Regions from separate parts of the Homo sapiens genome. Here region 2 is linked to region 1. Evidence: read pairs that join two places in POLR2A ChIA-PET (ENCODE). Cell type or tissue: PC-3. All regions are shown on one strand. Each heading gives the region's core, and the rest is flanking DNA. Links, peaks and the distances in the headings are about the cores only. Region 1 overlaps CTDSPL2 (CTD small phosphatase like 2). Region 2 has its middle 25 kb from the start of GOLM2.

Region 1 (2,919 bases), core at 198-2,697:
AGCGGCCTGAAAGGTTTTAAACTGGTGAATAATACGATCAGATCTATGTTTTATAAAGATCACTTGGGCAGTAGTGTGTAGACTAGATTCTGAAGAGGCCATAGGCAGGTAGAACAATTAGTAGACTTGTAGTCGTTTGTGTGAGACTTGATGAGACCTTAATTGTATTAGAGAAGACAGGAAGGATCAGAGGATAGAAAATAGACACATTTTTGGTGCAGATTGGAGGTGAAAGAGAATAGAGATGAAGATGGCACAAGAGTAGAAGATTCAAGGAAAATAAAGTTCCTGGGAGATAGATAATTGAGTGTAATTTGGACCATGCTGAGTTTGAGATGCCATGAAATATTTAAATAAAAATATTCAGGCTGGGCGCGGTGGCTCAACGCCTGTAATCCGAGCACTTTGGGAGGCCGAGATGGGCGGATCACTTGAGGTCAGGAGTTCAAGACCAGCCTGACCAACATGGAGAAACCTATCTCTACTAAAAATACAAAAAAATTTAGCTGGGCATGGTGGCGCACACCCACCTGTAATCCCAGCTACTCAAGAGGCTGAGGCAGGAGAATTGCTTGAACCTGGGAGGCCGAGGTTGCAGTGAGCTGAGATCGCACCATTGCACTCCAGCCTGGGCAACAAGAGTGAAACTCCATCTCAAAAAACAAAACAAAACAAAAAAAACAAACCCCAGTAGTAATATTTTCCCCTCATGCTGAAGTAAAGAATCTCTGAAGGTGTGTATATCTCTGAAGGTGTGTACAGAAATAGATGTCTGGGGAAGAAGGAGTTGAAGTTTGATAGAGTTTTCTTGGAAGGAAGAGATGGTGTCATTAATGATAGTTCTAGTGGAAGGGACTTGGGAAGAATAGTGAAGGTTTACATTGATATTTTCTTTGTGTGTGTCTCTGTCTCTCTCTCCCCACCCCATACACACACAACCTCTCTCTCCACTCCCACATCTGTCTCTTCCCCCCTCCCCCCCACCTACCTCCTCCCCTCCCCCTGCCTTTCCCTGTCTCTGTGTCTCTGTTTTATTTGGATTATGACCAGTCTTTGTAATTGTATTTTTTGTTCCATAGCCTGCAACTAGGGTCTGAGAAGCCTGTTGGTTACGTTGATTCAAGAGGGATTTCTTGATGGATGACAGTGGAGGAATGAGGGATCAAGGATACTGAGGCTGCCAGTTTGACAGTGTATTTAAGTGATACACCACGAAGTCTAACTAGATGAGGAGGGTTGAGAAGAAGTGTTTGAGGGACGTGTTTGGAATTAAACAGACTGGCCTTTATCAAGTTTGAAGATCACATATAATGGGAGTATGAGATATATAATTTGAGGGTTAGGAGGTTGTGCTAAGTGGTTAATACAGTATTAGAATTTTAGGCTTCAGAGGTGAAGTTTCTCAGTGTTAATGTCCAGGTTATAGCTATGGTAGTAACTGATATAGAGCAGTATGAGTGAAGGTGGTTGGAGCTGAAGAGGGCAAGAACTTTGAGGATTAGTCATTGGATGAGTCATTGACATCATCTGTAATAACAACTAGAAAAAATACTGTGTTAAATAGAGCAGTAAACTAGTAGCTATGTATTAAACTTCTTTGCGATTGAGAGGATTCTGGCAGTAGATGGTAGGTGCCAGCAGTGAGGATAAGTGAAGAATTATATAGCCATGTGACATCAGTCTCAAAAGAGCAGACTTTTTTTGCACATTAGTGGAAAACCAGCGATTGGATAGTAGCAATGGAGATAAATGAATTCTGATTCAATTAGTATATTGGTATGGGAGAATAAAGAGCATTGAGGGAAGGGTATCAGAAAAACCTTTTAGGAAAGAGGTTAAACTTAAAGCAACAAGGGAGAAGGAATGTTCTGTAAGGAAGTTGAGAATATTGGAGGTTAATTTTTTTTGTTATTTTTGTTTAAAATGACATTTGGAAGATTCCAGAAGGAAATGGAAAGACCTGGGATTATTATTTTTTCTTTTTTAATTGAGACAGGGTCTTGCTCTGTCACCCAGGCTGGAGTGCAATAGTACGATCACCGTTCACTGCAGCCTTGACCTCCTTCTGGGCCCAAGCGATCCTCCCACTTCAGCCTCATGAGTAGCTGGGATCACAGATGTGCACCACCACACCCAGCTAGTTTTTATATTCTTTGTAGAGACAGCCATGTTGCCCAGGCTGGTTTTGAACTCCTGAGCTCAAGCAATCTGCTTGCCTCAGCCTCCCAAAGTGCTGGGATTACAGGCATGAGTCACCACACCTGGCCCAGTCTTTGTTATTGAGATGGAGTTTTGCTGAGAAATTATTTTTATATCTTTTAATTAAAAGGTTCTCATGATTAGGGGAACAGCTAATTTTTTGATACCTCTGGTTGAAAAATTACAATTGCACACATGACTAGGATGCAGAAACTTTGCTCACAAATGTTACTCTAGCCTGTAAGTCTTTATTCTTCATTGTTTGAAATAGCTAGCAAAGATTCTCTAAAAGCAATATACTCAGCTTTGTTCCTGCAGGAATGATCAGTCTAAATAAATATATTGTACGGTGATGCTGCATTTAGTTTTTCTAAATAGGTGCATTTTTAAATGATGATAGTACACTGAATCATGATTTCAGGAACGTCAGGATCAGATTCTCCAGGACAGGCTGTGGAAGCTGAAGAAATAGTAAAACAACTTGATATGGAACAGGTGGATGAGATCACTACCAGTACTACTACATCAACTAATGGAGCAGCTTACTCAAATCAAGCAGTTCAAGTGAGACCATCACTAAACAATGGTTTAGAAGAAGCAGAAGAAACAGTTAATCGTGATATCCCACCCCTTACAGGTGAAGAAAATTTCTTTTCTTATACATCTTCATGAGTAGTTGATAAAAAATAACAGTATTTCATATTTTTTCTTAAATGAGCA
Region 2 (2,919 bases), core at 174-2,673, 230 kb before region 1:
AAGCTTACAATCTGAGAGATAAAGTATTACAAGGTAGAATTCAATAAGCAGCAAATAAAGGCACTGTTGTGTTATTTGCACAACTTGGGTTTAAAACATCACGTTATCAGCTGGGCGCAGTGGCTCATGCCTGTAATCCCAGCACTTTGGGAGGCTGAGGTGGGCGGATCACGAGGTCAGGAGTTCAAGACCAGCCTGGCCAAGATGGTGAAACCCCGTCTCTACTAAAACTACAAAAATTAGCCAGGTGCGGTAGCAGGTTCCTGTAATCCCAGCTACTAGGGAGGCTGAGGCAGGAGAATCACTTGAACTCGGGTGGCAGAGTTTGCAGTGAGCCAAGATCACACTACTGCACTCCAGCCTGGGCAAGACAGAGTGAGACTCTGTCTCAAAAAAAAAAAAAAAAAAAAACACACATTATTTAAAAATTGCATTTAAAAGTTGATGGTCTCAATGGGAAGAATTGAGATATAAGAAAAAATAATAAAGTTCTTTTTTTCAGTAATGGCAGCAATAAAGACGTTTTTGTTATTGTGGCTTAAAAATAACAGATTGGGGGCCAGGCACGGTGGCTCACGCCTATAATCCCAGCACTTTGGGAGGCTGAGGTGGGCGGATCACGAGGTCAGGAGATCGAGACTATCCTGGCTAACACGGTGAAATCCCATCTCTACTAAAAATACAAAATATTAGCCGGGCGTGGTAGCAAGCGCCTGTGGTCCCAGCTACTTGGGACGCTGAGGCAGGAGAGTGGCGTGAACCCAGGAGGCAGAGCTTGCAGTGAGCCGAGATCGCACCACTGCACCCCAGCCTGGGCGACAGAGCGAGACTCCGTCTCAAAAAATAATAATAAAAAAAATAACAGATTGGGGCCAGACACAGTGGGTCATGCCTGTAATCCCAGCACTTTGGGAGGCCGAGGAGGGTGGATCACAAGGTCAGGAGTTCAAGACCAGCCTTGCCAGATGATGAAACCCCATCTCTACTAAAAATATAAAAATTGGCTGGGCATGGTTGCACACACCTGTAATCCCAGCTACTCAGGAAGCTGAGGCAGCAGAATCGCTTGAATCCAGGAGGCGGAGGTTGCAGTCAGCCAAGATTGCACCACTGCACTCCAGTCTGGGAGACAGAGCGAGACTTCATCTCAAATAATAATGATAATAATAATAATAACAGATTGGTTGATCAAAATGAACAAAAACAAGCCTGAACCCTTCTCATGGCCCTTTAACTTCACACTCTGGAGCTTTCCCATTACTGTTATCATTTCTGGCCTTTAAGTTTTCCAAGCGCTTACATTCCAAAAAAATAACTTTTAAAATCTTATTAACATTGACTTTATTTTATTTTGAGATGGAGTCTTGCTCTCTCACCCAGGCTGGAGTGCAGTGGCATGATCTCGGCTAACTGCAATCTCTGCCTCCCAAGTTCAAGTGACTCTCCTGCCTCAGCCTCCCAAGTAGCTGGGATTACAAGAGACTGCCACCATGCCCGGCTAATTTTTTTTTTTTTCGTATTTTTAGTAGATACGGGGTTTCACTATGTTGGCCAGGCTGGTCTCGAACTGCTGACCTTGTGATCCACCTGCCTTGGCCTCCCAAAGTGCTGGGATTACAGTCGTGAGCCACTGCACCTGGCCAACATTGACTTTAATAATATGAAATCCAGACCACATTGTTCTTTATTGCCAAATAATATTCCAGTATATAGATATGCCACATTTTGTTAAATATTCAGTTAGAAAACATTTAATTTGTTTCCACCTTTTGGCTATTACGAATAATGCTGCTATGAATATTCATGTATAAGGAAACCTATTAACTCTGTAGGTGTTGAATAGCAGGGTGAGTCTGTGACCACATGCCTGTGAATATGTGAACATCCTGAACATCACTTGCAGAGCTAAGCAGTCACTGCGAAAATAACGTATTAAGTTTAGGTTAAGAACAACCTTAAGTTGTTCTTTTTCCACAACATAAAGCATATAAATTATATCAGAGGAAAGGAAAGAGCATATCAAATATACTACATTACAAAAACGCTTACCACCTTATAATATTTCTAGTGGAGACGAGAAGATGCTTACCTTTTAGCGCTCCAAATGAGAAAGAAAAAGTTATAATTGGATGTCTTCACTATCAATCTTTTTTTTTTTTTCTGGAGACAGGGTCTGGCTGTGTTGCCCAGGCTGCAGTGCAGCAGCACGATCTCAGCTCACTGCAACCTCTGCCTCCCGGTTCAAGTGATCCTCCCACCTCTGCCACCCGAGTAGGTGAGACTACAGGCACCTGCCACCACGCTCAGCTAAGTTTTTGTATTTTTAATAGATGTTGCCCAGTCTGGTCTCACTCGTGAACTCAAGTAATTCGCCTGCCTCAGACTCCCAAAATGCTGGGATTACCGGTTTGAGCCACCACGCCCAGCCTATCAATCTTCTTGATTAAACGAGAAGAAGGCAGATAACCTGGGGAGCAGGGAGCAGAAATCAGGTCAGGTCTTACTGAGACGGGCAGGGTCAATCTCTGTTTCTGGTTGGAACTTTGACAAAATTCTAGGGGCAAGATTACCAGGAGCAGATGGCTGATAAGCCAGTGCAGGAAATATCCAGTAATTACTGAATGTTACCTTGAGTGAAAAATAAGGAAACTATGTTGAAAAAGCATTCTAATTGATGTCTGCTTCTTGGAGCACTGACATTTTCACTTAGGGAACCTAATAATTAGTTTGCATCCTGGTTTTAACCCCACCACCCCCCCAATTTTTGTCTTAACACTTGCTGACTTTGTAGGCATTATTGTCCCATGGAGCACAATTTGGGAAGTGCTGGTATAGCTACCTCTGTTCTTTTGTTGGGCGGGGAGGGAGGAAAGGCAAGCCGCATCCTGGGAACCTCCCCACTCTGTTATCTCTGTTCCT

Evidence for each region. Peaks named below come from ENCODE experiments on the same cell type or tissue, not always from the same donor. Only the 100,000 strongest peaks of a DNase experiment are listed, where the experiment ranks them.
Region 2: POLR2A ChIA-PET joins it to region 1 with 6 read pairs; 3 of 35 experiments call an interaction of 5 or more read pairs at or near these places.

The regions. Positions count from the first base shown.
Region 1 is chr15:44,488,164-44,491,082 of GRCh38, forward strand. It overlaps CTDSPL2 (CTD small phosphatase like 2), which reads left to right. Exons shown (of 13, transcript NM_016396.3): 5 at 2,621-2,836. Among named protein-coding and RNA genes, the nearest start is that of EIF3J-DT, 47 kb to the right of the region's middle. In PC-3, for the core only: no CTCF peak of the experiment used is centred there; DNase peaks (open chromatin) are centred at 1,488 and 2,648; H3K27ac peaks cover 1,268 bases.
Region 2 is chr15:44,261,804-44,264,722 of GRCh38, forward strand. No RefSeq gene overlaps it. Among named protein-coding and RNA genes, the nearest start is that of GOLM2, 25 kb to the right of the region's middle. RefSeq lists a silencer at 113-318. In PC-3, for the core only: no CTCF peak of the experiment used is centred there; no DNase peak of the experiment used is centred there.